Linked DNA regions of Homo sapiens: region 2 is linked to region 1. A link is a loop called in an ENCODE intact Hi-C map of the cell type or tissue named here. Cell type or tissue: sigmoid colon. All regions are shown on one strand. Links, peaks and the distances in the headings refer to the core of each region. The heading gives the core; the rest is flanking DNA. Region 1 has its middle 73 kb from the start of LINC01436. Region 2 has its middle 17 kb from the start of LINC01436.

Region 1 (11,496 bases), core at 2,412-10,411:
AATAATTTATTAATTATTAATAAATAATTTATTTATTAATTATTAATGATTTTTAATTATTAATTAATATTAAATTTATTTATTTATTAATAGCCTGTTGGTATGTATTTAAGAGCAAAATAACAGTGGCTGTCAAAAACACCCTACATCCTGTCCAATTAGAGAGACCATAACTTATTTAGATCACAAAAAGACCACGATTCTGAAACCTGAAGTCTAATGAGCTGAATTATGTGCTTAACGGAGAAGACTCATGGATGAGCCCTCTTGCAGCTTCTGTTAACCTTTTCTGAAGGCACTGGGTCCTCCACAGATCCTGACTGCAGGCAGAATGGCTGGAATGATGAGATGCCTGTCTTGTAACCAAGACCAGGACATAAGCAGATGCCATTCATCCAGACCCACTTTCTTCCTTGGACCACTGTCTATATAAACAGCCTTTCTGTTATTTCCAGTGTGGCATTACAACAAACCAGACACATTTTTCAGGGCACATTGATCTATCCCAAGGGTGTAGGTCTATTAATTCCCTCGAGGCTGACAGTGGATGCTTCCAGGGAAATCTGAAGGCAAGCACACAACTGAATTTAATGAAAATGATTGATTTTTTTTGGTCCACCCCAAGTATCAAAAAGAAAACAGGCCAGGCAAGGTGGTCCGCACCTGTAATCCCAGCATTTTGGGAATCTAAGGCAGGAGGATAGCTTGAGCCTAGTAGTTTGAGACCAGCCTCGGCAGCATAGTGAGACCCCATCTCTACAAAAAAAAAAAAAAAATTAATTAGCTGGGCATAGTGGTGCTTGCCTGTAGTCCTAGCTACTGGGAAGGCTGAGGTGGGAGGATCACTTGAGCCCAGGAGTCTGAGGCTACAGTGATCAGTGATTCAATGATTGCACCACTCTACTCCAGCCTGGGCAATATGGTCTCTGTGAAAACAGAAAATAAAAAATACAACAAACAGCCATTAACAGACTCAAATTGGTTGGCAAGAGTCAGATCCCACATCAGCTAAAATTGCCACATGATATAAAACACTAAATAATAAATGTTTACCTTTATTAAACATTCAGACCATTTCTGGTTAAGAAAACCCTGAACCTTTTTCACTGCATGGCTTAAGATGCAGGTAAGCTAACCATCATCCTTCCTTTCTCTTGGCAACACTTACGCATACAGATCGGTAATGCCCGTCCCACTGCAATAAAAAAAAAAAATACCACATCGACTCTACATCTGCTGCAATTATCGTCTGGTGTGAAGATCAAAGGGGCCTTTTCCCCTGGCAGATTACTCGTCTACAGTTCCCTGGCCTGTCAGTGTGGTCTCAGCTGCTCCCACTTGTCCCATTGCTGCTCAGGAATCAGCAGCCGCCTAGATCTTCCAGCTATGTGACTGGGCTCATAATGACAGTAATTGCCAGTCTGTTAAGTCACCTCCAACCAAAAAGGAAAATGCCTTCCAGACACACTTCTCAGGCCCATGTGAAGAGATAGGAATGAATTCATAAAAGAAAATTATCCAGTCCTGTTTATACAATGCCACTATGACCAACAGGCTTTTTTCTTATTAATGGCTTTCATTTCTGGGCCACACAGTGGAACAAAGCGCTTATATGTCCACTCCTTGAGACCATTAAGTCCTTGACTTGCTTTGACCATTAAGAAGCCCAAAGAGAGGTGTAGGTCTACCCTTGTACCAGTTCCTCTCTCCCCAAAGTATTTTTGGGGCTGGGGTTGCCTTTGGGATTATACTTGCCCAGAAAAGAGACCATCTGGGTTCTTATCTGCAATGGGAGCTACATGAGATTTAAGCTACGTTCCTTCTCATTTCCTCACTACTTTTCTGTTTACCTTTGATCCTTGTTGGTTATTGTAGGAAGACGTGATTGGTATGGCAATGGGATAATATGTATGACAGTTTCAGTCTTATTTTCCCAGTACAACATGCCAGTTGGATAATTCCTCTGAGTAAATATTAACATGAACATTTTCAATATAAAGCCCATTAGCATCCACAAAACTTTGGAATTGTATGTATATGTTGGATTATACTTTCACAGAGGTGGATTTAAAGAGGTGAAATTTTGGCTGCAATAAAAGATTCATTCAGCTGGGTGTGGTGGTTCACACCTGTAATCCCAGCACTATGGGAGGCCGAGGCGGGTGGATCACGAGGTCAAGAGATAGAGACCATCCTGGCCAACATTGTGAAACCCTGTCTCTACTAAAAATACAAAAATTCGCTGGGCATGGTAGCATGCACCTGTAGTCCCAGCCACTCAGGAAGCTGAGGCAGGGGAATCCCTTGAATCCAGGAGGCAGAGGTTGCAGTGAACTGAGATTTGTGCCACTGCACTCCAGCCTGGCAACATAGCAAGACTCCATCTCAGGAAAAAAAAAAAAAAAAAAAGATTCATTCATTAATGTAATCAGATAATGTACACCTACTTTAAATGTATATAGAATATATCCTTGGAAACACTTGTGTGCTGCTTGAAGTCTCTTATTCTCAGCTCCACTCTCTCTCCTTTCTCCTCCCCTGTGACCCAGGAGCAGAAAGCCTGGAAACTACATTTTCCAAATCCCTCTTGCCAATCAGCCTCTTGTTAGCTTCTACAATGGGAGGCACTAGTAGCAAACTGGAGGTGGAAGCAAGGGAGATGCTATTTTTTCCATCTTCTGGTAGTGCCTCTAGAGATGGTGGTGGCAGCAGCAAAGGCTGGCAAGGGTGGCTTCTGGGATTCTGCTGGGTCAGCTCAGTGTTAATAGCAACAATCTTGGTGGATCAGCAAGCATCATGTTCTCTTTGGCTTTCAAGCCTAGGGGGATAGTGACTTCCTGCAGTTACCAATCTGTAAGTAAGCTTGACTCCCTGTATTTACTCCTTCGTTCCTCTCAAATCATGCACCACCAATTTGTATGAAATTCCTTCTCTGAAATATTTACAGCGGTTTCTAGACAGAATAATGCACTGATTGGACACTGACTGATAACTTATCATGCAAATAATTTATCCCCACACACTGTATTTGCTATGAAGCAAATGTTAATCAGATGGTTAAAGATGATACGGTAACAATAAGGTCATTTCATTCAGTCTCCAAATTCATGGCAGATGGGCATGGTGGCACATGCCCATAGTCCCAGCATTTTGGTAGGCTGAGGCAGATGGATCACGAGGTCAGGAGATCAAGACCAGCCTGGCCAACATGGTGAAACCCCGTCTCTACTACAAATACAAAAAAAAGAAATTAGCTAGGTGTGGTGGTGCACACCTGTAATCCCAGCTACTCGGGAGGCTGAGGCAGGAGAATCGCTTGAACCCGGGAGGTGGAGATCACAGTGAGCCAAGACCACACTACTGAGTGAGACTCTGTCTCAAAAAATAAAAAATAAATTAAAAAGATGATATGGTAATGCTAAGGTCATTTCATTCAGTCTCTAAATTCATGGCAGATGGGCATGGTGGTGTACGCCTGTAGTCCCAGCTACCCAGGAGGCTGAGGTGGGAGGATCCCTTAAGCCTGAGAGGTAGAGGTTGCAGTGAGCCATGATTGCACCACTGCACTCAAGCCTGGGCAACAGAATGAGGCTGTGTCTTAAAAAATACATAAATAAACAAATTAATGCCAGAATTAGGAAGGAAAATTTAATTACATAAATTCTCTAAGACTCTATAAAACAGCCAGATGAGTGGTCCAATCCCCTTTCCAAATAGCTTTGGTTTCAATTTTATGTTTGTTGGCTTGGGGTCCGTCCATCTGGGTCATGTATTGGGCCAGTGTGGGATCTCAGGCATTGTTACTGGGTTCGCACGGCTGTTCCCTAACCTAACATGGCAGCATTAGATGCCAGCACTTTGATCCATGCACACACACAGGATATAGACATAAGAGCTTCCCAAACCAACTGGAAAGAGTCCCAGTGGGAATACTCCACGACATATTCATCAAAGTCAAATGCAGAGCAAATTGACCTGGCTCATTAATTATGAAAATTCTCTCACAAAGTGACATGTTGCTAACTATGTGGAAGCTTAGCACATTTTCACGTGGTTCTTTTTGTCTACTTGGATCCAAAATGTCACATTTAGTAATGCGTTGAGGTTTTCTTTTCCTTACTTAGGAAGAAAAAGCTATTTTATGCCGAACCCACATCTAAATATATATACTCGTGTGTTTACATATGCCCACTATGTGGATAGAGGTAGCCTGTTGGTAAGAAGGAAGTTTGCTATGCCAGAATTTGTTTTACAAAGATATATAGAAGGAATTTGAAAAATAAATGTTGATTATTTTAAAACCCTTGAATCTATGTTGAGCGCCTGTCCCCCCTGGACTAACTGGGCAAATTCAGACATCATATGAAAACCTGGCCTTATTTCTCTACATATGTTGGCTAAAGCAGTGAAAAGAACATGGGCCTCTCTCCACCATCACTGAAAGGAATTTCAGTTCCTTAGGTCTTTCATTTCCTCTCTCAAAATGTAGGAATGAGAACTTTCAGAAGCTCACAAAAGTTACCCTTCTATATTCAGGCCTTTTATCTAAACTGAGATGGTCATTATGTACTGCTTGACTTTTAAAAGCTCCTAAATGTGGCCAGGCACAGTGGCTCAAGCCTGTAATCCCAACACTTTGGGAGGCTGAGGTGGGTGGATCACCTGAGGTCGGGAGTTCGAGACCAGCCTGACCAACAATGGAGAAACCCTGTCTCTACTAAAAATACAAAATTAGCCAGGCGTGGTGGGCCATGCCTGTAATCCCAGCTACTCGGGAAGGCTGAGGCAGGAGAATCGCTTGAACTCGGGAGGCAGAGGTTGCAGTGAGCCAAGATCACGCCATTGCACTCCAGCCTGGGCAACAAGAGTGAAACTCCATCTCAAAAAAAAAAAGCTCCTAAATGTGCCTACTGAATCTTATGACAATGCCTGATCATTGAAAATCCTTTCTGGATCAGTTAGGTTATTAGTTTGGCTATCATTAAAAAAGGTCAAAGTAACAGTAACTTAAATTGATAATAGTTTATTTATTTTAAATATGGTCTAATCATAAATATTCAAAGTGTTATAACACTCCATAGTATCAGAGTTCCCGCTCTTCCTGTCCTGCTGTTCTGCCATCCAAAACACATAGCACGTGCATACCTGTGCATACCTAAGCCTGTGCATAGAGGCCCCACAGCAACTCTGCACATAGCCCTCAAGGTCACATCCCACGGGCCATGTGGCAGTTCTTGCTGCAAGGGAAGCTGGGAAACATAACCTTTGTTCTGGGCTGCATTGGACTCAACTTTACTAAAGGAAAGGGATGGCTGAGACCAGCCATGTCTGCCACAGCCTTCTTTTCATTAAGGTGCAGCGTTTCCCTAAGTATTGGCACAGAGAAGGCACAAAATAGATATGTGTTCAATGAACAAATAAACAAATGAATAAATAAAATTCTTCAGGGAATGCTTATCTGAAAACAGACATGAAAACAGTTTGCTAGGATATTCACGGTTGGTTGTTTTCATCAATTTCTCAGAGGAGAAATTTAGTTTTTATTAGATCATTAAATCAATTTAAACAGACATATATTTGTATATCAGCATCAGGAAGAGCAATGTAAATGTCCTACGGGTGACATCATCATATTCTTCCCCAGCATTTCTCAAACCTATCTAGCCATGGAACCCTTTGTCAGAGAACATTTACTAATGATTTACAAGACATTCATGAAAAATACTCTCCTGCCTAAAATCTTAGCAGAAAAATAGAATTCAGCCATTTATCCACTTAGGATAGGACCATAAAGAAGTCAATATACATGTAAATAAACTACATTTTTTTAAAGCAACAAGAGAGAAGTCTTTTCAGCACATACTATTAACAGTCCCATAGTATCTTCCAATGGCTGTGAATAACTAGTAGGTTGACCTGCCACCTTACATAATGTCTTCATCTCCCCAGTAATTTCCCAATAATCCTGGAGTACTGGAAATGGAAGACACCTTAAAATGGTATCAAAGCCATTCGTCGGCCTTCAGATCCTAATGTCACTAAACTAACTGAGAGAAACCAACATCAGAGCAAAACCTCATGACATGAGCTCATTCCTACACAGGGTCTGGAAAACATCACTTCCACTTTAAGTACACACTAAAAAAGGATGATGATTCAGACAGACAATCTTAGCTGCACTGCGCGGGTGGACAAGGGGATTGTAACCAGCCATCCAGGAAATCTGGCATCTGTCCAGAAAACAAGTCTAAATTTTGAAAGGTCTCTGCCTAACACATTCAGTTTATGTCCACAGGTCTCTGAGGAAGTGCACTTATAAAGAGGAGATGACTACGTTAGAAATTATGACTGAGGCAGCTTTTGCGCTGTAACTCTTGCTTAAAAGGGAAGTACGCCAGTTCCCCTTTGAAACAGTTTCTAAGCAGCAGGTGGCTACCACCAGGAAGCCAGGCACACGATGCAGCAGTATTGATATCTGGCTGTGTTGTACAGATCTTCCCTTTATCCATTCGAAGGATGTGAAAGCGAGGGCAGAGGGTAGAATTTTTAGCTGGTAATGGTCTCTTTTAATCAAAGAACTCAATAAATTACAAAGAGACTGAGTCACTTGTCCTGTCTCAAAGAAATGTCATAAGAATAGCTCAGGGCAGTAAAGGAAGTTTAATTAACGCAGCCGGGTGTGGTAGTTCACACCTGTAATCCCAGCGCTTTGAGAGGCCAAGGCAGGCGGATCACCTAAGGTCAGGAGTTCGAGACCAGCCTGGCCAACATGGCAAAACCCCATCTCTACTTAAAAAAAAAAAAAATTAGCTGGACATGGTGGCACATGCCTGTAATCCCAGCTACTGGGGAGGCTGAAGCAGGAGAATCGCTTGAACCTGGGAGGTGGAGATTGCAGTGAGCCAAGATCATGCCACTGCACTCCAGCCTGGGTGACAGGGTGAGACTCCACCTCAAAAAAAAAAAAAAAAAAGAGCTCAGAATTGGAGAACATTTATAAGTAGCTTGGTTTAGGGGAGGACAAATGAGGAGAAAGCCGATCTAAAATAGGTTGGGACAATCTATTAGCCAACTATCTACACTCTCCCACCATAGTTTTCATTATTGCATTAATGAAAGCTGAGTCTCCAGAAATTAAAAAAGACTGTTTCTCAACCTATCTAAGCTGCAATCCGTTTTAATGAAGCTAAGTATAGAGACAGAGGGAACCTAGATAATAATAGAAATAACTGTGCTAATGTTTAAAAGAAGAAAAGAATGAGGTTAAGGTTAATTGCAGTAAATAATAATGAAAAATGTGTGTTATTCAATATAGTCACTAAAAGGATGAAAATATTTTCAAATATGACTCATTCCAGTTGAAACAGGAAGGGAAGTAAAAGCATCAACATCTGACAAGACATTAAACTCCCTAAGTCAGAGCAGCGCTGCCCCTGTGGGGAAGAAACTATCCTCCTCCCAATGGCACAGAACCAACTCACTCAAGCCAGGCGCCTCTGGAGAAAGTCACTGAATCACATATGTGTGTGCACACACACACACGACAATAGCCAGCCAGAGAGTGAGAAAGAAAGAGGGTATACTGACCCCTAAAGGACCAAGGCAGACTGTAGACATCTTTCAAGAAGGAAAGGAATGAAGAAAAAAAAAGGCAATAGATAATTTAGCTCAAAATCATGTTGGGAGAGGGTTGACCAGTTCTTGGACCCAGGGATCTTGAGAGAAAGAGTAGATGAGCCCAAATGTCCTCAGTAGGCACTTGAGGTAAGGAGCCAAGAGCTGACTTAGAAGGAGAAGGAAGGAGGACCCACAGGAATAATAAAGCAAGAAGGAGAGCACTTAAATACACCACATGTCTTCAAATTCGCAGGCCCTAGGGATTTGTAACTTGTTACAAAGTTATTTCTGAAGGCTAGAAAAATGTACAGAAAACATATGCTGCTTCAAAAGTGGGAGTGGAGAGAGTGGGAGAAAGGGATGACCTGCTTCTGTGAATAAATGTTCCTATTGTAATTCCTTAACTGGCAAAGTACTTTTGTGTAAATGATACTTTGTAAACCCATAGGCAGAAACCTAGCTGAGAAATAATCAGCACAAATAGGCAGAGTACAAATGCGTATTTATGCAACTTTCTCGGTTTTTTATTTCTTAAAAAAAAGCACTAAACTTCACATTTACAGAAGAATGAAAGGCGTGTCATTTGTTTTAATTTTTTAAGATGTTGATTTAATCTAATCAAGATTTTGGTGCAAGTGGAATCAACTACCTTAGGAAGGCAGATAGAATTAGAGTCTTGATGTGCAACTCAAATCTAGATGTTTCCTCCTGACTTTCCCCCAGCTCAGCCTCCTCATCCAACTGCCATTGGACCCTCCACCTTCCCAGACTGAACTCAGTACTTCCCCTTCCTTCACTCTATCTCCTCTTCCATTTTCATCTCTCCTTCTCCTCTCAACCCTCTTGCACTCTTTCCTAGACCTCAGTTAATGAAGTCGGCATCCATCCAACCTCCAACGCAAGCAATATTTTGAAAAACCCCTGCTTGAAATAAATGTCACTTCCTTCACTTATAGAATAAAATCCAAACTCTCCCAGCATCATAGAGAAAAGTTCTTCACATATAAGTGCCCATCTACCTTTCAAACCTGTCTCCGCTCCTTACCCTATGCTCCCAACACACCCAATTATCCTCCAAGCCCCCAAATCCAATCACATTCCCTTCATCTGGGGTGCCCTCCAGGTCTTTGCCCGGGGAAATGCTATCCACTCCAAGACTCAGCTGAAACACCACCTCTCTGTGAAGACATCCCTAACTCCCCAGGCATAGTCTGTACATCTCTCTTTTATCCCTCTATCGCCTTGGGTTAATATAATAGTGTTTCCCCTGTTTCTGGTAATTGATCTGTTTTTAAGACTCTCTTCCTGAGTGGAAAGCAAGAAGATATTGCCTTCATCTTTGCATGTGAGCACTAAGCACCTTGGTCACCTTACCTAAAGGGAACACGCTTCCTGCTATGTTTTTCTCCCTAGCGCTACCATATACTTGCTTGTTTACTTGTTTATTACCTGTCTCCCTCCACTGGACTATGAACTACATGAAAGCAGGTATTTTTGTCTATTCTGCTCTCCTCTGTAGCATCAATGCCCTGAATAATGCCTGGCACATGATAGGCACTTAATACATATTTGCATGAACGTGGATCCAAAATGACTTAGAACAGTGTCTAACACATTCAACATACAAGTACCTCCTACTCCCTAGAATTTTTCTCAGTATTCCTCCAATTCTCCCTCCACCTCCTCTGCATTCCTACCATGACTACATGAGGTTCCACAATACTTGGCATTTCATCCATTAATGTATTTTAATCTTGTCTTTCTAAGGAGATTATAAAAATCCCAAGGACAGGTGCCACGTCTTTTAAGAAAGTCAATGTTAAGTATAACTCATGCTAGGCACTTCCATGCTTATTGGATCACTTAAGTTTTTTTCCCAAACATCCTGCAAAATTATTTTAGTATTCCAGGTTGACAAATAAACTAACAGAGGTGCAGATCTACCTAAATTCACATGGCCTTTAAGTAGCTATTCAAATCGGTTTTGACTCTAACTTTTATGTTCTTTCCAGTACTTCACACCGCATCTGTTAATTTAGCTCTGGCTGGGTGCAGTGGCTCACGCCTGTAATCCCAGCACTCTGGGAGGACAAGGTGGGTGGATCACTTGAGGTCAAGAGTTTGAGACCAGCCTGGCCAACATGGTGAAACCCTGTCTCTACTAAAGATACATAAATTACCTGGGTGTGGTAGTGGGGGCCTGTAATCCCAGCTACTCGGAAGGCTGAGGCAGGAGAATTGCTTGAACCTGGGAGGCATAGGTTGCAGTGAGCCAAGGTCACACCACTGCACTCCGGCCTGGACAACGTGAGTGAAACTCTCAAGGAAAAAAAAAAAAAAAAAAGCTCTGTTAGGGATTGAATTGTGTCCCTGCAAAATTTATATGTTGAAGCCCTAACCCACAATATGACTGTTAGATAAGGCCTTTAAGGAGATAATGTTAACCTTTTAACAAGGTTACATGAAGTCATAGGGTGGGCCCCTGATCCAATAGGACTAATGTCTTTGCAAGAAGAGAAAGAGACACCAGGAATGTGTGTGTACAAAGAAAAGGCAGCCACCTGAGAGCCACAGGGAGAGGCCCCAGAAGAAACCAGCCCTGTCAACACTGTGATTTTGGACTTCTAAACTCCAGAACTGTGAAAAAATAAATGTCTGTCGTTTAACCACCCAGTCTGTGATATTCTGTTAGGACAACCCTAGAAGACTAATGCAAGCCCATTGTTAAATTTTTCCAAAGCTATAGAAAAGCCAAAAGGAGAAAAACAATCACCCACAAACTCATCATCCAAAAGCAATCACTATTAACATTTATTCTATGATCTGGTCTTCTTTAACTTTGCATATTTTTAAATAATTGTAATTAGACTGGAAATACAAATTGGTTACACCAGCTTTTCAATTAATATTCTTAAGTTTGTGTACCATTTTAAAATTAATATTATAATGATATGACAATTACTATTTATCCATAAGGAGAAACTTTTTCACGTATTTTTCAAAATGTTTTCCCTTGTGAAAAGAAGAAAAAAACTTTTCCCTTGTGAATTGTCTATTCTTTGCCTACTCACTATTTCCTTGCACATTATATAAAGAATATTCTTTTTTATCCATTTTTTGGAATGATTTTCTATGCTGTTTCTCAATTATCTCACCCAGTAAGTACCTACCATTGTGCTGAATACAAAATTAGTGTGACCCAATATTGATGATCAATCATTAAAAATCATTCACCCAACCGAATGATCAAGGTTAACATCAGCGGTATGAAGTCATGTTGACATCACATGCACCTGCCATGAGGCAATGAAAAGGGCACTTCATCTTCATGGTATTCTTCCCAGAAACCCAAAACCCTGGTCTAATCACAAGAAAACATCAGACACATGCAAATGGGGAACATTCTACAAAATGTCTAACCAGTCCTCTTGAGAAATGTCAAGGTCGTAAAAAACAACAAAAGACTGAGAATCTGTCACAGATTGGAGAAGACTAAGGGGCTGTAATGACTAAATGCAGCATCGTATCCTGGATTAGATTCTGGAAAAGAAAAAAAGTCATTAGTAGAAAAACAAATCAGAATAAAGTCTATCGTCTAATTAATAGTATTGTATCAATGTTGAGTTCTTACTTTTTATAAATATGCCACTGTTATGTAAGAGGTTAACATTAAGGAAAACAGGTGAAGAGTATACAAAAAGCTCTCTGTACTGCCTTTGCAACTCTTCCATAAATCTAAAATGATTTCGACATTAAAAGGTGGGTTTTGTTTTTAATGATTCACTCTGGATGCATAACTAGTGGCATTTCACAGACAATCGCACCTTTATCCAACACAACCTTAACCCTTTCATCAACAACCTTAAATTACAAAATAAA
Region 2 (11,496 bases), core at 1,063-9,062, 89 kb after region 1:
AAATGAAGGGTGTGGCTGTGTTTCCATGAAACTTTATTAATAAAAACAGGAATCAGGGGCCGGGCACGGTGGCTCGTGCCTGTAATCCCAGCACTTTGGGAGGGCGAGGTGGGAAGATCACTTGAGCTCAGGAGTTCAAAACCAGCCTGGCCAACATGGTGAAACCCTGTCTCTACAAAAAATACAAAAATTAGGCGGGTGTGGTGGCACGCACCTGTAGTCCCAGCTACTCAGGAGGCTGAGGCAGGAGAATCACTTTGAACCCAGGAGGCGGAGGTTGCATGCAGTGAGCCAAGATCGCACCACTGCACCCAGCCTGGGTGACAGAACGAGACTCCATCTCAAAAACAAAAACAAAAACAAAAAACAGGCATCAGGTTGGATTTGGCCCATGGGTCACAGTTCATCAACCCAGCTCTTCACTATGCTAGAATCAAGAGCCATGATTATGTTTTACAATTTTGATAGCTGCTGACATCACTGATTGTATGTCATATTTACCCTACTTCAGACCAACATTTATTTCCTTTTCTTTTTGTACATTGCCAGATTACATTGCGATGCTATATCACAAATTTGGAGGTACCACATTTTAATGGGAAGGAAATATTACGATATGGAGACAAATATACATCACTCCAAGCCTCCCCACCGCTATCCTCTACCCCCATGAAAATGAATGATTGTGGAGGAGTGGAGCAAGTTTTCAGTGGAAATAGTGAAATGATTCTAAAATCCCTCTTTTTCCACCGAGCATGGTGGTTCACACCTGTAATCCCAGCACTTTGGGAGGCTGAGGCGGGTGGATAACCTGAGGTCAGGAGTTCGAGACCAGCCTGACCAACATGGTGAAACCCCATCTCTACTAAAAATACAAAAATTAGCTGGGCGTGGTGGTGCACGCCTGTAGTCCCAGCTACTCGGGAGACTGAGACAGGAGAATTGCTTGAACCTGGGAGGCAGAGGTTGCAGTGAGCCAAGATACCACCACTGCACTCCAGCCTAGGTGACGGAGCAAGACTCCATCTCAAAAAAACAAAAAACAAACCAAAAACACCCTCAAAAAAACAAAAGAAACGCTTCGCTTCTCCTCCTCAGTCCTTAACTTCCTCTCTTCTTCCCCTTTCAGAGTGAGATTTTGCGTGGTAAGATTTGGGGAGGCATGTTTTGATATTCCTTGTGATTTTGAATGGGAGGCCAAGCAGGGCTTCAGGAAGTGGAGCCCAGAGCTGGTGTTCCTGGGCTTGGTGACAGGTCCTGGGCCCCTCCCTGTCTGAGGATACCATTCTATGTGTCCCCATGACAACTCCGAGGTTTGATGCTGGTGGAGCTGATTGCTTCCATGAGGGCTTCATAGTCTAATTCTAGCACACTCTCCATTTCTCAATGGACCACTCCAAAAAGCTTCCCTCGAAGGATCAGTCTGGCCAAGAAAAACTTGCATGGCCCTGGGTACCACCATTTCTACCTGCACAGCTCCGGACAACCGCAGAATCCTGATGCCCGCTCTATGTGGGACCATGAAAGGCCCTCTCGATGTTGTCCTGCTCTCAGATTTCTTTTTCCAGAAAGTTCAGCTGTGGCTCCCATTTCTACTGCTATGTAACACTGCTGTGCTCAGGCTGGGGAAGCCCCTAATTTTCCAACAGGGAAATAATCTTGTACATTGAGACCAACCGTAACATTATCCCAAGCAGCTATGAGATGTGCACAAGTAATTTGTTATTAATCCAAATTTAGCCTTCTCCCTGACATAAAATTAAATTATGCCTTCAAAAGCCTAAAATGGCTTAAACATTATCCCTAAAATAATGTCACTTCCGATGTGCTTTCTGTAGTGAAAAAAAAGAAGTTAGGTGAGAATGAATGAACCACCTATGCTTCCCCTCACAACCCAGAAGCCCTTGATCCACAGTGAGCAGCCGTGGGAAATACAAATTGTTCTGCTGCTTGCAAGGTGTGGTTTTATAGTTTCTGTTGTTTTCTTTTGCATTTCATTCTGAAATATATTCTTTTTTTTTTTTTTTTTGAGACATAGTCTCGCTCTGTTGCCCAGGCTGGAGTGGAGTGATGTGATCTCGGCTGTCTGCAACCTCCGCCTTCCAGGTTCAAGTGATTCTCCTGCCTCAGCCTTCTGAGTAGCTGGGATTATAGATGCCCGCCACCACACCTGGCTAATTTTTATTTTGTATTTTTGGTAGAGATGGGGTTTCACCATGGTGGCCAGGCTGGTCTTGAAGTCCTGACCTCAAGCTATCTACCCCCCTCAGCCTCCCAAAGTGCTGAGATTATAGGCGTGAGCCACCGTGCCTGGCCCTGAGATAGATTTTTAACATGAAAGATGTCAAGGCTAAACACACGTGAGTAACCCCTGCACTGCTGATGAACGAATATGCCACCCTGCCTCTCTCCAAGCAAAGAGGAGAAACCTGCCATCAGGCTGTATGAACTCTTCTTTGCTTTTTTCCAGTATTGTCATTCAGATTAGCTTTCATGCACGTACCACAAGAAAAATCAGATGTCCTGGATTTGTCCTGTGTTCCTCATCAGCAGAGGAAGCCACTAGCAGCCCTTACGAGAATCAAGGCTACTCTACTGGAACTCTTCTTACATAGCCAAAAATGTGTGAATTCCATTTACTGTGATTTTTAACAAAAATGTGTTTATTTAAATGTGTTTATTGTGGTACTCGCTTGCTTAATTATCTTATTTATTTTATTTGTTGTATTTTTGAGACAGGTTCTCACTCTGTAGCCCAGACTAGAGTGCAGTGATGCGATCCTAGCTCACTGTAGCCTCAACCTCCTGGGCTCAAGCAATCCTCCTGCCTCAGCCTCCAGAATAGTTGGGACTACAGCTATGTGCCAGCACACCCAGCTAATTTTTTTTTTTTTTTTTTTTTTTTTTTTGTGGAGACGGGGTCTTGCTGTGTTGAGCAGGCTGGTCTCAAACTCCTGGCCTCAAGTGATCCTCCTGCCTCACCCTCCCAAAGTGCTGGGATTACAGGTGTGAGCCATCACTACCCTTGGCCTGTTTGCTTAATTATCTGTGGAATACAGAAAAAGAAAAAAATCAATACTCTTTAAAAAAATAATCTAGTCCTTAAAACACATTTTTAGACCGGCCATATTGGCTCACACCTGTAATCCCAGCACTTTGGGAGGCCAAAGTGGGTGGATCACTTGAGGTGAGGAGTTCAAGACCAGCCTGGCCAACATGGCAAAACCCCATCTCTACTAAAAATACAAAAATTAGCCAGGTGTGGTGGTGAGCGCCTGTAATCTCAGCTACTCAGGAAGCTGAGGCAAAAGAATCTCTTGAATCCAGGAGGTGGAGGTTGCAAGGAGCTGAGATTGCACCACTGCACTCCAGCCTGGGTGACAGAATGAGACTGTCTCCAAAAAAAACTAAAAAATAAAATACATTTTAAATGATTTTCAGTGACTAGTTTTTGGAGACCTTTACATGGCTGCTTTACTCATGTGGATGAATGTGTTTATCAATGTCCCTGGGGAAAATAAAAGCAGCGTTATTTGCCTTACTTCCCTACCAGATTTTTGATATTTTCTCAAAATCAGCTGGGTGCAGGAGCATGAGCCTGTAACCCCAAGCTCTACTCAGGAGGCTGAGGTGGGAGGATCAGTTGAGCCCAGGAGGTCAAGGCTGCAGTAAGCTATCACTGCACCACTGCACTCCAGCCTGGGTGACAGAGCAAGACTCTGTTTCTTTAAAAACAAAACAAAACAAAAAAATCTTATATTTTCTCAAAATCGGAGTCCACTCATGGGATGTGTCATTTTATTAGCTATATATATACATCTATGCCGTTTGGATTTGAATGTCATCCATTATCTGTTGCAGTGGGTTGAATGGTGTCCCCTTCCCCCAAAAAAAGACATGCCCAATCCCTAAGTCCCAGTACCTGTGAATGCGGCCTTGCTTGGAAATCATATCTTTGCAGATGTCATGAAGAGAAGGATCTCAAGTTGAGATTATCCTACATTAGTTGTGTGAGCCCTGAATGCAATGAACCTTATAAGACAAAAGGAGAAACAGATACAGAAAGAGACATGGGAGAAGGTGATGTGACCACATAGGCAGAGATGGGAGTGACGCAGCAGCAAGCCAGGGAGCCCTACGGATGGCCGGCCGCCACCAAAAGCTGGGAGAAAGGCAGGGAACAGATTCTCCCTGAGAGCCTTTAGAGCAAGCACAGCCCTGCTCACACCATGATTTCAGACTTCCAGCCTCCAGGACTGTGCAAGAATAAATGTCTGTTGTTTTAAGCCACCGAGCTTGTGGAACTTTGTAACGGCAGCCCTGGGAAACTAACACCTGTGGGTCGAGGCAGGGAAAGAAATGCTGCCCCAGTATAGAGAAGATTTGCTCCAGGTTCTAGGAGAGCCAAAAAGCAGCATCTCATGGCCGTCAGCAAACCCCTGGGAGGACGGCAGACCCCAGGGGGCGAGCAAACTTGCTGGTGGTTGGAGCATGCCTGATGCTATCACTCTGTGGGTACCAAGTACCAGGCAAACAGGTAGGCCTTGTTCAAAGCCAGTGATGGAGAGAGGCACTCTCCAACAGAGCCATCGAACAGGGCACGTACTGTATCAGCTCTAGCAGAGGCCAGCAAACTTTTCTGTAAAGGGCTTGATAGTAAGTATTTTCAGCTTTGTGAACCACAAACCGGAGTAGTCTCTGTCACACCTCCTCAGCTCTGCTGTTGGGAAGTGAAACCAACCATATGCAACTGCCAAACAAATACACGTGAAAATCTTTATTTACACATGCTTCGCTCTATACCCAAAAAAATGTAAAGCAGGGACTCAAACAGATACTTGTATATGAATGTTATTCTCACAATAGCCAAGAGGTGGAAATAACCCAGGTGTTCATCAATAGATGAATGGACAAACGAAATGTGTAGATACACGTACATGCAAAGGAATAGTATACAGCCTTAAAAAGGAATGAAATTCTGACACGTGCTACAACGTGGGTGAACCCTGAACGCATGATGCTAAGTAAAATAAGCCAGACACAAAAGTAAAAAGATCGTATGACTGCACTTACATGAAGTACCTAGAACAGGCAAATTCATAGAGATAGAAAGTAGAAGTTACTAGAAGCTCAGGAAAGTGGGAAATGGAAAGTTACCGATTCACGGTACAGAGTTCCTATTTGGGGTGCTGAAAAAGTTTTGAAATTAGATAGTGGGGATGGTTATACAAAGTGTGAATATACTCAATGCCACTGAATTGTACAATTTAAAATGGTTAAAATAGTAAATTTTATGTTATACATATTTTGTCATAATAAAGTTTGCATTTAGAAAAAAAAAATTTCTTTCAAACAGAGTCTCACTCTGTCACCCAGGCTGGAGTGCAGTGGCATCATCTCGGCTCACTGCAACCTCTGCCTCCCAGGTTCATTCTTTCTGCCTCAGCTTCCTGAGTAGCTGGAATTACAGGCATGCATCACCACAACCAGCTAATTTTTGTATTTTTAGTAGAAATGGGGTTTTGCCATTTTGGCCAGGCTGGTCTCGAACTTCTGACCTCAAGTGATCCACCCAGCTCAGCCTCCCAAAGTGCTGGGATTACAGGCGTGAGCAACCATACCCGGCTTAGGAAAAAAAAAAATTATTTACAAAAATAGAAACTGGCCATAGTTTGCCAACTCCTGGTATAGAGTTTTCTATAACATCAAAGTGGCTCTTGGTATGTGACTGTTCCAGAATTATCCCAGCATAGCAGATATGAGGTGGTACTTCCTATGAGCTCTGCCATCCTCAGTCCCTGGACTGTGTCATTTCCTTTGGGCATGTGCACATACACCCCTGGAACATGGAGGAAGGCATATTAATAGCGGGTAGTATGGATTTAAAAGCCTCAGAACCGTGTCATTGATGCTATGCTCTGTTCCTGGAAGTGAAAATGCACAGAGGAACCAGCTGGTACAGTATGATGACAACAGATTTAGGGTACCCAGTCACCATTCACTGCATGGCCTCAGTCACGTTATCCCTGCTCTCTGGGCCTCAGTTTAATCAGATGATTCTCATTTGCTGGCTATATGATGTCCTGCTCTGGAAAAGCATGTAGCTTAGAAATGAGACTGCATGTGAAGGTATTACACCACCCCCCGTGGATGGCTGCCACCATCCTTAAGCATATTTTCATCCAGAAGAATAAACATCCTTAGAGAAATACACATGAAATGCAAAGCTTGAAGTCATAACTCAATGCATAACAACCTGCAAACCAGTACAGGCTTATGAGCTAGCTAATAAAATAAATCATAGTCATGTTTTTCAAATGACTTTTCATGTGTTGTCATTACTTCTCCGACGTACTGTAAATTAACTGTGAAGTGCTACTTCCTGCAGGGAGGTTTTCTTTCCCCTCCCAAATATAAAGAGGTTGTAAGGCTAAAGAATGCAGACATGCATCATGTCTGCGAAAATCATTTTTTAAAAAGATCAAATGTAATATTTTCTTTCAACATGGACAACTGCTTTGAGATTTTCCATTCAAGCAGCCTTGAACACAGCCTCCAGCGTTTGCCAATTACTCCTGACAAATACCATTTGGGCCTGAGTGATGTTGTAAGTGAAATAAAACAGTGGAAGGAAAAAAACCAGAACATGATAAAAGGAATTTTTTTTGGTCTGCTGAGAACTTACTGTAAGTTATACATTCAGGAGTGAAGGCCCTGCTTCCTGCCAGTGACGGACTCCATGTGAGCTGGAGTTTGAAGGTGACTTTTGTTTGACAGTAATAGGAAGGGAAGACAAAACTCAGTTTTCATGTCCCTTGAAAGGGAGTCAGCCCTTTTTTCTCCCTCATAAAGAGGAAAAAAAAGTATATAAACAAAAGAAGAGAAAAAGAGGCACTAGGCCCTGTTCCCTGTCATTCTGCACAATACGCACTAATGGCTGAAAACAATCCCATGAAATCAGCGTGGCCAGCATGCCCGGGCGGCCAGCAGCCCCACCTGCCTCCGTACCTGAGCTCTGAGCATGTTAGAACCAGCTGAAGGCAACCAAAGCCACAGGAAAGAGAGGGCACAGCCAACTTTCAAAGTGCAGTCATCTGGTCCCACCCCCACCCCCCTACCCCCATCTCTCCTGAAGTTTCCTCCTTTTTTTTTTTTTTTTTGAGACAGAGTCTCCCTCTGTTGTACACGCTGGAGTGCAGTGCTGCAATCTCGGCTCCTGCAACCTCCACCTCCTGGGTTCAAGTGATTCTAGTGCCTCAGCCTCCCGAGTAGCTGGGATTACAGGCACCCACCACCACACTCGACTAATTTTTGTATTTTTAGTAAAGACGGGGTTTCACCATGTTGACCAGGCTGATCTCAAACTCCTGATCTCAAATGATCTGCCCGCCTTGGCCTCCCGAAGTGCTGGGATTACAGGTATGAGCCACCGTGCCTGGCCAAGTTTCCTCCTTTTCTGAGGTTCCTGTCCCAGAATCTATGATGGCCAAGACAAAGCAAAGGTGAAGACTGCTCCCCCTCCACCACTGCCTTTCCCAACATCCTTCTCTGCTTGTTCTTTAAGATTCCAGTGAAACTCAACCTTGACCTCAGTGCTGTGGGGAATCAGAGAGCAGCCAGGGGAAACGACTGGAAAGAGGCTGGGTGGTAACTGGGCACAGTGGCTCATGCCTGTAATCCCAGCATTTTGAGAGACAAAGGTGGGAGGATCACTTGAGGCCTAGAGTTTGAGACCAGTCTGGGCAACATGGTGAGACCCCCGTCTCTACAAAATATTTTTAGAATTAGCCAGGTGTGGTGGTGCGTGCCTGTAGTTCCAACTGCTCAGGAGACGGAGGCAGGATGGTTGCTTGAGCTCACGAATTTGAGGCTGCAGTGAGCCATGATTGGCCGTTGCACTCCAGCCTGGGCAAAAGAGCAGGACCCTGTCTCTCAAGGCTGAGAGGGTACCAAGTGCCCACATGGTATCCAGCAGACCAGGACCCAGAGCTGGTCTGTCTATACCAGCCACGAACCTTGGACAAGGAAGGGACTTTGCTAGCTAATAAAAATAAGCTGGACTGACTGACTGAGCTGGACTTTCCCCATCTGTTGGGGGAGACTATTGTAGCCACTGAGGATGAAACTGATTCAGGGCTGGCAGCCTGTCGTACTGTGCTGGCACCTGGAAATGCTAAGTCAATGCCACGGTCCAGTCTGAACATCCTGGGACCCCTCCACTCAGGGTGCACCAGTCCTAATGCACCTGTGGAGCTCGGCGATTTTGTAACCACACTGCTGCACTGGGATCTATTTTTCCCGGTGAATGAAAAACTCACAAATGTGAGTGATTTAGGCTGGAGGTCCGCAGCCCCACGGCGCAGAGGCTCCCCAGCATGTGGTGTGAGTAAGGGGCTGGTGGCTTTCTGTCCAGCTGCCTCCCACTTCAAGAAGTCTTTGGCAACTGCCATGCCCCAAAGTAAAAGGGGCAAAACCATGGTCATTGTGCTGATAATCGGGCCTCGTGGGTCCTCTGAGCAGAACCCCAGCCCCGCCTCACTTTCTGTAAATGAGCCATCTCCACTGGCACCTCGTGTCAAGGAAGGGTGAACCAGGACAGGGCTAAAGGGATTGCCAATGGACAGCCCAGAAGACAGGTCATAAACCGCCCAACTGGCTCGATGTCTGGAGTCGGTCACACCTCGAAGACACTGTTTTCCTAACTTTCACGTACACGGGAATCTTGTTCCAATGCAGATTCTGATTCAGTGGGTCCAGGGCAGGGCCTGAGATCCTGAATTTCTTTTCATTTGTGTGTGTGTGTGTCTGTGTGTGTTTGTTTGTTTGAGATGGAGTCTCGCTCTGTCACACAGGCTAGAGTGCAGTGGCACGATCTCGGCTCACTGCAACCTCCACCTCCCGGGTTCAAGCGATTCTCCTGACCTCAAGTGATCTGGCTTAGCCTCCCCAGGTAGCTGGGATTATAGGTGCCATTACCACACCCAGCTAATTTTTGTGTTTTCAGTAGAGACAGGGTTTCCCCATGTTGGCCAGGCTGATCTTGAACTCCTGACCTCAGGTGATCCTCTGCCTCTCAGAGTGCTGGGATTACAGGTGTGAGCCACCACGCCCGGCCAAGATCCTGAATTTCTAATAGGCTCCCAGGTGCTGCTGATGTGCTCTGCAGATCACCCTGTGAGGAGCAGGGTTCTAAGGCAAACAGCCCCAATCAACAAAGCTGAAAGCACTTATTTAGCTTCCTGGGGGACATTTTTTGGTGGTAGTGGCCTCCTTTATAGACTTTTGCCCTGGTGACCTATAAAAGAAAGAAGATAGATCCTAGCAGTTGCCCCCTGCCAGTACTTTTCTCCTGCTGGTATCAGAGACACTGCCTTCTAATACAGAGACACAGTATTTCTCCTCTCGCACGACTGCTGCCATGGTTGTGAGTCAAGACTCCCTGCCTAGACTACATGGTGGCCACCTACTCTTAACATTGAACCACAACCATCAAAAATCACTTGTGGCCAGGTGTGGGTGGCTCACACCTGTAATCCCAGCACTTTGGGAGGCCGAGGCGGTTGGATCACCTAAGGTCAGAAGTTCAAGACCAGCCTGGCTAACATGGCACAACCCAGCTCTACTAAAAAAAATACAAAAAAATTAGCTGGGAGTGGTGGCGTAGTGCACGCCTGTAACCCCAGCTACTTAGGAGGCTGAGGCAGGAGAATCACTTGAACCCAGGAAGTGGAGGTTGTAGTGAGCTGAGATTATGCCACTGCTGCACTCCAGCCTGGGTGACAGAGCACGAAACTGTCTCAAAACAAAACAAAAAAAACTTGTTATTCCAACCTGAATACTTTTTTTTTTTTTTTGAGACGGAGTTTCACTCTTTTTGCCCAGGCTGGAGTGCAATGGCGCGATCTCAGCTCACCGTAACCTCCGCCTCCCAGGTTCAAGCAATTCTCCTGTCTCGGCCTCCCGAGTAGCTGGGATTATAGGCGTGAGCCACCGTGCCCTGCTAATTTTGTATTTTTAGTAGAGACGGGGTTTCTCCACATTGGTCAGGCTGGTCTCGAACTCCTGACCTCAGGTGATCTGCCTGCCTCAGCCTCCCAAAGTGCTGGGATTACAGGCATGAGCCACCTCGCCTGGCTTACTCTTTTTTTTTTTTTTTTTTTTTTTGAGGCAAAGTCTTGCTCTGGCGCCCAGACTGCAGTACAGCGGCATGATCTAGGCTCACTACAACCTGGGCCTTCCAGATTCAAGTGATTCTCATGCCTTGGCCTCCTGAGTAGCTAGCATTACAGGCATGTGCCACCAAGCCTGGCTAATTTTTGTATTTTTTCAGTAGAGATGGGGTTTTGCTGTGTTGGCCAGGCTGATCTGGAACTCCTGGCCTCAAGTGATACGCCCACCTCAGCCTCCCAAAGTGCTGGAATTACAGGCATGAGTCACCATGCTTGGCCCCAACCTGAGTTCTCTTAAATAATATCTGCATTCCATATACATAATCACCATCACCAGTGAGGCAACTCCAATCAGATAAACAGTAATGTATACCTTTCTCTACTCCTCCAATTAAAAAAAAAAAAACCTTCAATATAGTGATATTGAATATTGGCCTCATCGAGGTCTTGGTAGCACTCTGTAGATCAACATGCCAAAGAGAAAACAAACTTCCACTCAACACAAAGCCAGAATGTGTATCAATAGCACGGGGCTGGGGAGGAGAAGGGTATCAGGAGGGAGAAAAGCATTATAGCAGCTTCCCGGTTCACAAGTTGAATTTGTCTACACATAAGACCAGATGACAGAGCTTCTGATAAAGTCCAGCTGACCAAAGAAATCATTTCAAGTGAGGCCATCAGCGTCAAGTCATCATGTGATGTTGTACTGAGTCAGTCCACATCACCAGCCATTTGGGGATCTACAGTGTCTCAGTATCCTGTGGACAGAGAAGCTCAAGCGCACCCTGATGGTTTTTTTCACTCTACCTTGAGGCCCCAACCTCTGATCAGTCATGCACCTCTAACAAAGATGGGCCAGGCCTCCCCTCGGTCAGCAGAAATGGATTCTTTCCACCTCACCACAAAATACTTCACGTTATTCTAGAAACACCTGGCAGATGAGAAGCTAGGAGTCACAGGATCCGTCCCTCTGTTTGTGTGGGTGGTCAGTTTCAACTCCTTAAAAGCCATCCTTCTGGCCAGGCACAGTGGTTCACACCTGTAATCCCAGCAACTTCCTAGCACTTTGGGAGTCCGAGGCAGGTGGATCACCTGAGGCCTGGAGTTCGAGACCAGCCCCATCTCTACTAAAAATAAAAAAATCAGCCAGGCATGGTGGTGCATGCCTGTAAGTCCAGCTCTTGGCGCATGCCTGTAATTCCAGCTACTCGGAGGCTGAGGCAGGAGAATTGCTTGAACCTGGGGTGCAGAGGTTGCAGTGAGCAGAGATCGCCCCATTGCACTCCAGCCTGAGCAACAAGAGTGAAACTCTGTCTCAAAAAAAAAA

The links. A loop is a pair of places that touch in the nucleus more often than their neighbours do. Peaks named below come from ENCODE experiments on the same cell type or tissue, not always from the same donor. Only the 100,000 strongest peaks of a DNase experiment are listed, where the experiment ranks them.
Region 2: it touches region 1 in a loop (5-fold over the local background); 17 of 110 quality-filtered maps call a loop at or near these places.

The regions. Positions count from the first base shown.
Region 1 is chr21:35,926,184-35,937,679 of GRCh38, forward strand. No RefSeq gene overlaps it. Among named protein-coding and RNA genes, the nearest start is that of LINC01436, 73 kb to the right of the region's middle. In sigmoid colon, for the core only: no CTCF peak of the experiment used is centred there; DNase peaks (open chromatin) are centred at 6,188 and 7,458; H3K27ac peaks cover 585 bases.
Region 2 is chr21:36,016,702-36,028,197 of GRCh38, forward strand. No RefSeq gene overlaps it. Among named protein-coding and RNA genes, the nearest start is that of LINC01436, 17 kb to the left of the region's middle. In sigmoid colon, for the core only: no CTCF peak of the experiment used is centred there; no DNase peak of the experiment used is centred there.